Linked DNA regions of Mus musculus: region 2 is linked to region 1. Evidence: chromatin loops called from intact Hi-C (ENCODE). Cell type or tissue: left cerebral cortex. All regions are shown on one strand. Links, peaks and the distances in the headings refer to the core of each region. The heading gives the core; the rest is flanking DNA. Region 1 has its middle 14 kb from the start of Gm34230. Region 2 overlaps Fbxl17 (F-box and leucine-rich repeat protein 17).

What was found. A loop is a pair of places that touch in the nucleus more often than their neighbours do. Peaks named below come from ENCODE experiments on the same cell type or tissue, not always from the same donor. Only the 100,000 strongest peaks of a DNase experiment are listed, where the experiment ranks them.
Region 2: it touches region 1 in a loop (2.2-fold over the local background); 1 of 42 quality-filtered maps calls a loop at or near these places.

What each region holds. Positions count from the first base shown.
Region 1 is chr17:63,009,929-63,014,325 of GRCm38, forward strand. No RefSeq gene overlaps it. Among named protein-coding and RNA genes, the nearest start is that of Gm34230, 14 kb to the right of the region's middle. In left cerebral cortex, for the core only: no CTCF peak of the experiment used is centred there; DNase peaks (open chromatin) are centred at 2,446 and 3,264; H3K27ac peaks cover 1,572 bases.
Region 2 is chr17:63,206,660-63,211,056 of GRCm38, forward strand. All of the region lies in intron 7 of Fbxl17 (F-box and leucine-rich repeat protein 17), which reads right to left. Among named protein-coding and RNA genes, the nearest start is that of Gm41607, 89 kb to the right of the region's middle. In left cerebral cortex, for the core only: no CTCF peak of the experiment used is centred there; a DNase peak (open chromatin) is centred at 2,716; H3K27ac peaks cover 612 bases.

The DNA.
Region 1 (4,397 bases), core at 112-4,111:
TCAATGACTGACAGTTAGGGGTTGTCGCCTCCAGAACAAAGGCCTCTCTCCAACAGGGCCATCCAACACTACACATCATAGCATCCTACATAGATTTAAAATGTAGGTTAGGAGTACTCCACAAGATAAGAAGCTATTCATTGTTTTGCCTTAGTCCATAAATAAGTGTGCTTTTGACAAGAACTTTTGGATGTTATTCATTTTTGTTATAAGAATCATCTGGTAACGATTATCTGTCACACCATGAGTTCCAGTGCTGGTTGGACTGCCCCAAATCCTGTTCTTCTCCCAAGCCTCCTAGTCTGTCCTCTAAACCTCCACAGGGGCTGAGAAGTCACATTCCAGGGAAAGAATCCATTAGTTTTGGTACCAAACTGACAGGTTCCACTTACCATTGACTTCGACCCCTATAAAAAAGAGACCATTCTCCAATCTGCATTTGCTGAATATTTTTCTTGACCTTCCCACTCAAGGGTGAGATGCTTTATGCTGCACTCAGACAAAGAGCATCAACCCTGTATCTCTCTGTTCCTGCATCCAGAAATAGGGGAGTTAATCGAAGCAGCTTGCGTGGTTCCTCTGGCTCTAGGGCTCTATGATGCCTCAAGTCTGAAATTTTGGATGAGGAGAAGCAGACATCCTTGTGATTAAAACCAGGCAAGGCAGGGAGACGTCTAAATAAAAGGCTAGCCTGCTAGAATACAAGTGTTATATAGCCCTGCTAATGCACTATGCCGTTGGAAGGAGACATTTGTTCCTTCATCTTCCTCATCTATCCTTGTGGAGACTCTGTAGGGTAGGGAAAGTCAAAGGCTGTAGCTAAAGGTATTAGTAACAGGGGAAAAAGGATTAACAATTGAGTAACACATTCGGGGTCCTCTGAATTGTGTTGGACAAGCAAACAACATTTCATCCTCAAAGTGTCTTTTCCGCCCCCCTCACGTTCCTCTCTCTTTCAATCAGAAACTTAGGATAAGAAATATCAATTATATTTCCCAATTTCTGTTTATTCAAAAAACAATCTCTTATTAAGCTGCTCCATCCTTAGGCATGCGCAAGAATATTTCAAAACATGAAATATTCCAGGAAAGCTAGAACTCTCTGTTCTGGGAATTGCAAGAGCAAATGAGTTTACCAGGAAATCGTAGGCTAAGCGTGGGTACAGTTGGGCAAACACTCGGACACTGGGTGCTGGTTGTCAGCTCGGTTAACAAGTGAGCAAGGCGTCTTCGGTGTACTCACTAGGAAAACAGTTGTTAAGACTTTGATCGTCAATCATGCTCCATTGGGTTGGCCAAACATATATTTTGCACAAATACACATCTGCATAGCGCATTCACAATATTCCTCTCTCTTCCCCTTGGAACTGGAGATGAGACTTTTGGGACAATCTGTCAGGCATGGCAATCAGGTGACTGTTGAAACCTAAAAGGAGACTTAGGAAATGGAATGGCCTCAAGGATCTGGGTACCAGAAAGAAATCTATGATGAAGCAATTTACCAACAACAAAAAAGGAAGGTCAGCCTTTGTTGCATTGTATAGACAGTGGTACACACACACACATACATACACATACACACACACACACACACACACTTATCCCCATGACATAACTGGAGGCATAGTAGAAAGAATTTAAAGAGAAAAACTTGAGAGAGGTAGTAGAGAAGACCCAAAACTTCCCTATTCCCTGGGGAAGGTGAACACTTCTAAGGCATTTAAAAATTGAGGTTGAATTAAACTCCAGGAAATATCTCCTATTGTTGGTAACAATTCCACACTGGCCTACTGGGACAGAGCACATCTTCTTACAAGACATTTTCATTTCTAATTTCTTTAACTCCATGGAAAATCCATCTTGAATTCCCTACAAATCTCTGCGGTGTTTACTAAGTGAAATAACTTAGTGCCCTCAACAGCCTTCACCAACTCACTACCCACTGGTTCCTCCAAATCAATAATAAACACATTAAATACTATTGGTCCCCAAACAGACCCCAAATGCGCCGTGCTATTAACCTCTCTCTATTGCAGGAGACCAACGGACACAGTTTCTTGCTGCTTAGCTGGTTTCATTTAAAAAAAAAAAAATTGCAGCTGACGGCTGCTCTCGCCCAGTTTGAGAAGACAGCCTCCATGTCTGTTCTTTCCTCATCTGCTCTACTTGGCCATCAGGGTGCAGGGCCTAGGGTGATGCCAGCTCCTTTGATGTGGGATGTCTTAGGTTGAGCAGGGGTAGAAAAGTCTATAGAACCACTTAACTGTTCTTGCTGCAAAGCCATTTGCGGTACCATTTTTTAGTTCATTGAGAAATGTCAATGTTCTTTCCAGTCTGGCGGAGGCAGACTTGACCAGGTGTCTCTACACAGAGTGGGTTCTCACAGTTTGGCTGCGCGCGTGTGTCATCAAGCTAAATAAGGAGCCAGTTTAGTCCGCCACCCCCCTTTTGCTTCTGCCGGCCAGACACACTTCCCCATATGACAGTCTTATAAATAGCTGCCGAGCAGCTGGGCCTTCTCTCACCTCCTGACTCTGTCAGCTTCCCCCACCACAAGCCCCTGACAGTCATGCAGCTGGGAGCTCCCCTCTCTCCTCCCTTTCCCACTCTCCATCCTCCACCTCTGGCATGCAACCACCCCCTTGACGGTGCTCAATGTAACCGTTTCAGGATTGGCTCTCCATGAGAGAAAAAGGTCAAGCAGGTTGGGGGCTGGATTTGACCACCAAAGCAAAGCTGTCACCCAATTAAATAAGGAGATAGAAGGTTGGGAGACACTGCAGTCAGACACAAGACAGCCTGTAGTACAGGGGCCAGATGGCTGACCCAACAGAATCTCAGAATCATTCTGGAGTGAGTCGAATATTATAAATATCCATGGCATCTCTCTCTCTCTCTCTCTCTCTCTCTCTCTCTCTCTCTCTCTCTCTCTCTCTCTCTCAGATTTATATATCTGGGGATAGTTGTGGGGCAAATACATGTAATGGAAATGCATTATTATTAACTTTTACAAAATACCAAGAATATGTTCAGAGCTAAAATAAGGATGGGGTTCTGGATAAGAACAATACACAAAAGAGAGAAAGATCTGGTAGCCAATCTTTCATAGGAAGCACACAAAATAGAAATGGTGTTTTCTTCTGGAATTCCTGTTTTGTTCCATGCACCAGACCTTCGGGGTATTCAGAATCAACATCTTTTACAAGAATGCTTTAAGGGCCTACTGCGTGCTAGACACAGGTTGTCCGGGGATATTTCCTGGCCTGTTCTGGTGAGGGACTCAGATAAGTGAGCTATAGATGTCACAGAAGATGCAATATTCAGTCTGCTTTGGGGAAAGAGTTTTGTGGAAGTGTGGGGACAGGGAAGAGGACAACTGGGGTGGCAGGGATAAAAGGACCCTCAGGAGGATGCGCAAGATCTGGGGAGTTGAGGAAACTGAATGGACCCATTGAGACATGGAGCATAGGCTTGAACTGGGCCTGAGAGATCCTGTCAGCACCCCTGTTTCCCACCATGATCATCACCGTACAGTAACATATCTGTTCCCTCTTTCCAGAGGACAACCACAAGCTGGCTTTTGCTCTTAGTTGATTTCTTTGTTTTTAGCATCCTGCCTGACAATGCCCCCACACAACTAAGTAAATTGACTCTTTCTTGAAGGCTTTTTTGAGAATTCCCTGTTATCCAATTTAACCTTCAAAAATTTGGTAAATAAATAATATGATCTGATCCCTTCTTGTGGTGAGTACATGCAGGTCAAATGACTGAGTACCTGGCCAAATGCTATTGAACGGCAGAGATTGTAGATGAAGCCAAGCAGCCTGGTACTTAAGCCTGTGCTTTCCTTCCTTGCATGGTCAGATGACGTCACATGATAAGACCAAGGGGTAGATTGGAAAAGCAAAGTAGTGTAGAAGAGGGGAGACGGAGAAAGTAGTTGGATGTGGGAGATCCTTTTTTCTATTAAATCTCAAGGGGTCCAGATTTCTGGATCCATCACAAGATCCCCTCCACTTCAACTGTTTTGGGAGTGTTTTAGATCATGAATGGGGCTGGCTACTCTGAGCAGGAGTTACCTACTCCATTGAGCTGGCCTTTACAGCTGTGCCCTGATTAGATTCAAACTCGTAGTAGTTATCTCCTCCTCTAGCATCTTGGGAGCAGGTCCCTTCTTCCCTCCAGGATCTTCACAGCTTCCCACTGCCACCCAGACCCCAGGCTCTGATCTTGGGAGATGCTCCAAAATACGACTGGGCAGCTGGCTGAGAGTTCAAAGGTCACCTAGTTCCTATGACAGGAGGGAGCTCTGAGATAGTCCCCTCTTGCCTAAATTGGAAGTGCATGATAAAGCTGATGACTTCCTAGGAACCTTTCCTTATCCTGAATCCACATTTC
Region 2 (4,397 bases), core at 244-4,243, 200 kb after region 1:
CCAAAAAAAGGTATTACACACCACGTACCACAAGCCAAACTCACGTTCAGCTTCTCCAGAGATCCTTCACTGTTTTAATGTAAATTTAAAAACATTTTAAAAACCCTTCTATTCTTAAAATGTCTTGTGAGTGAAACCATCTATTAAAAAGATTTTCCTTACAAAAATAATCTGGCTAAAGAATAAAAGAAAAAAATAGTACAACAAATTATTTTAATGTATGTAGTAATGTCAAATATAACACAGGCTATGATTCTCACACTAAACACGTGTCCACTTTCACTTATCTTCCAGTATGAAATTATGAAATTGTGTACATATTTTCAGTAAACTAATTTGCAAATATAAAACCCCAAGATGCTAATGGCATTAGCATGTTGATCTCAAATCCCTACATGGCCCCAGGATACATGCAAGAGCAATTCCTTCATATGTAGTGGCAGATTTACCGAGTTTTATAATTTCATTTTTTGTAACAACTGTCAAGAATTTACTAGTAGGGATCCAATTTAGAGAAAATAAAATTATTGGCTATGAACCAAAGATAGTTTATATGGAAGTTTCAGCTACAGAGTTAGGTTAAAGGAAATACATTTTTCACTTAGTCAAATATTTATATCTATACTACTAAAATCTACATTACTATTGTAATGAGAATTTACTTTAAAACCTGTAATGATAAGTCACTTAATTTGAAATGTATTTCATTTTGGAGATTTGGTTTTGACTTGTCATGTTGATGAAAATGCATTACATCATGGAAATGAAATTGCAGAATATTATCACATAATGAGAGTTACCTGTACACAGAGCATGTTTCTCACCCTTTCAAGTCAGGTGAATTTCATGAAAAAACCGTGAATGAGGCAGGAAGACAGTGGGAAAAAATGACAGTCACACAGGAAAAGGAGAAGACTCTCAGGCTGGGGGAGAGGACAGCATGGGGCCAGCTGTGGGCCAGTTTCCTCATAGAGAGATGGTGGCCTCAGAGGATCCAACATTTTCTCAGAGTCAGTAAGGCTGGAAACCTTCTAGCCCAACCCCCTCTGATGCCACCAGAACTTCTGCCTGCCATGACCTTAGAACTGGGAGGCACGCTACTGAGAGACACTTCCTGGTAGGAGCCATAGCACATCCTGTGACATTCCTGCAGCCATCTCCACTACCAAGCCTGTTAGCTAGAAAGGTTTCACTCTGCTTCGTCACGCCGGCCCCAGCCTGCAAGATCTTAGGTAACGTACCCAGAGGCTTTGAGGTGTTTGCCGAACTCAAGACTTTCTTATACGAGTGTTTGTCTGGGGGAGACGAGCCAGCACTCTGCCAGTCTCTCCAGGGCAGCAAAGCTACAATGGTACATTACTGGAAAACGGTGGGAGGAAAATAAATTGGGGAATCTCAGAATGAAGGAAATCTAGAGTGGCCTGGTCCTGTGAGTGAGGCCTCAGGCCAGAGCCTAGCCAATCCCGCCTGCATCACCAGCTTCAACAGATGGTTGAGTGTCAGTAGGGTCACAGTCACTGGCTGTGGACAAGCATGCATCTCCTAATACCTACGTGATTATTTTAAAGTCCAATCTGAAGCTGTGTGGGAACTTCCAACAATGGGCAGAGAGCTAATGAAATCTCCTCTCTCTGCATCTGAACCTGACCTCTGGCTAACTTCCCAAACCTGTCTCCACGATAAGTACAGACATATGTCGATTGTGTGTGAAAAAAACCACTACAGACGGAAGCAAAGGCTCTGCCTGGTTGGATGTCGCTGAGAGAGCCATTGGAGTTGTGTCTCTGCACTAAATAAACCTTGTAGGGACATAAGCAGCAATGGGCCTCTCCTCTGTTAGGTGTGGGGGTAAGCTGAGGCACAGGCCATGCAGCTTCCTACAGAAGGGGGCTGCAGGTCAATGCCCTCTAGCAGGTTGACGCTAGCCTTCAAGTACACTGACTGCATTGTTCCAAGGTGCCCCCTAATGATGAACAATGCCTGAGGGTAGTCAGGGCACCTGGATGTTTAAATTTTAACATTCCTTTTGATCTTAGGGCTTCAAACAAGCCAGGATAAAGAATCCAATTCTTCTCCTTTTCTTTCACCTTTTAATTGCCTTTAAAAAAATAAAGGTTTACTATGTAAACTCCACCTTCCTTCAAAACTGGGATCCTCCTGCCTCCACCTCTCCAGTATGGACTACAGATGTATGTTGTGATACCTAGCCTACAACAACAAATAAAGGCATGCACAATTGAATATGTTTTATTTACTCATCTAAAAGCATTTTTAGAAAGTTCATTATAGCTGTTTTGTGACAAAGATTTCCCCACGGCTGCCCATATGAGGAAGTTTCTAATCCTCATGCCGTCCACTGACAACTCCAATTAGGAAAACTACACTGGTGTAAATGAATACTTGTGAGGCTGGCACCTGTTTTTCCAAGAGTACATTATGCTGGGCTGGTGAGGGGATGGACAGACATGCCAGTCTGGTAGGCTAAGACAGAACGGCAGGATCAAAAAAATGGAGAACACAGTTAGGTGCCTGGTGGGTTATCAATAGTTTACTGAAGGTATATTCTGTGAACAGATTGAGCCTGGCTTGGTCATGGTTGCCACGCGAGGTAGGAAGGAGAATGAGGCACTGAGAATACCCAAGTGTGAGCTGAGTAGCGCATGAATTCAAAGCCGAGGAGGCTGGGTGGCTGAGATGAGAGTGTAAACCCACACTGAGAGCCAGCACTCTCCTCTGCATTTAGATGAGCCCACCCACTGAAGAGGAAATAGTTGCACAGAAGCCAGGATAGGGAAAGGAGGCTTGGAAAATGGTGATCATATGGGTCCAGTTTCATAATTGGTGTTACATACTTAATTCTTTTTATAGGAAGCAAGAATGAATGACGGAAAACCACCAGGCAAGACAAGCCAAGGTACAAGCATGAGGCAGGCACATCACGTGTTAAATTGAAACAGCCCCCAAGTTCAACTTCCTTCACTGTTCAAGGAGAAAATCCGCTACTATGTACTTGAGGATAAAGGATTTGCAACTATATGGTGCTTGAGAAATACGCTTTGCTGTAATTTAACTCACTGTGTGTGGGCTTCAAGATGCACAGTGGCATTCCAAACCAACTTTTAAAGAAAATTGCATGGAATTTTCAAGACATCAGGAGCGTTCTTAAAAGTTATGCAGAGAAAACGGATTTCTGATAGTTATGAATTACATTTAGTGCAGCCAGATTGTAGGGAACGCTCTTTTTGCCTCAGTATGGTTAGAATTACTGTTGACAAAGTTTTAATTTAAATTTTTAAGGATTTAAACTGAAGAATATAGGTCAGTGAATTTTCATTCACGTTATAAGTATCACTACTGGCAGAAAGCAAGCTTTGTTAGTAAAGGACCAATTCTGGCCCCAGAATGCATCTTTGTAGTAGCTGGGGCTGAGTATGTCTTAGCAAGAATGATTTGTTTCTCAGTCAGTCAATCAGTAGCCTGCACGTGCAGTTAGAAACATACCTGGCATAGAAGAAAGACTCAGTTCAGAAAATATTAAATGCATTTGTGAGACAGACCAGAGTCCACTGAAATCATTTATTACAGTCAAAAGTTGGAAGAGATTCCATCTTTCCTAGCAGGTTGTAGATTTATATAGATTTATAACAGTAGATTATAACAGCTATGCTATGTAGCTCCTAAGTATAATTCTACAATTGCCAACTGGTTTCCTGTAGCTGAAAAAAATTACAATGAATATTTGTAGAGTCTGCCACACGTATAACACATTTATAGCCTTTCTATAAACCGAGAAACCTCAAGAACTTACAGTCGTTTTCTAATTTAAAGACTATGTCATAAAACAACTAATTTAATAGTATATAGTATTAAAATGAATACTACTTTCATAAATGGAAATTTTACATCTTATTTTTTATAAACTAAGAAAGAACAGATTTCAAATCAATAGTCTATTTAGCAAAAGAGATGAGATTTTGTGGAAAAGGCCTGGTTCTGTAAATGACACACCCTTCAATACATCTACATCATGTGGGGAGGTTCTTTCTTCACTTGTATGCTGTCTGGTGCTTACTGTTCTGAGGTCCCTCAGGAGTTCTGCTGTCAGTCTGTCCTTCTGCACACTAAGGAATATGATGAACACAGGAACATGAAACATACATTCCTATCTATAGTACATTTCCTGACACTGCTTTGGTGCCACACTATTATCCAAGTAAATGAACAGAGGTCTAGGGGACCATGCATTTCTACTATCATTCATTACAATGGTACAGGTTGCAACTATGTAAGTAGCTAATAGCCATTCACAGTGATAAGAACCAGGCACTCAGAGAGCTCCAACATGAGGGAAAGCCACAGTTATGGGTGATTTCAGCAAGCTTGGTAAACTCACCTCT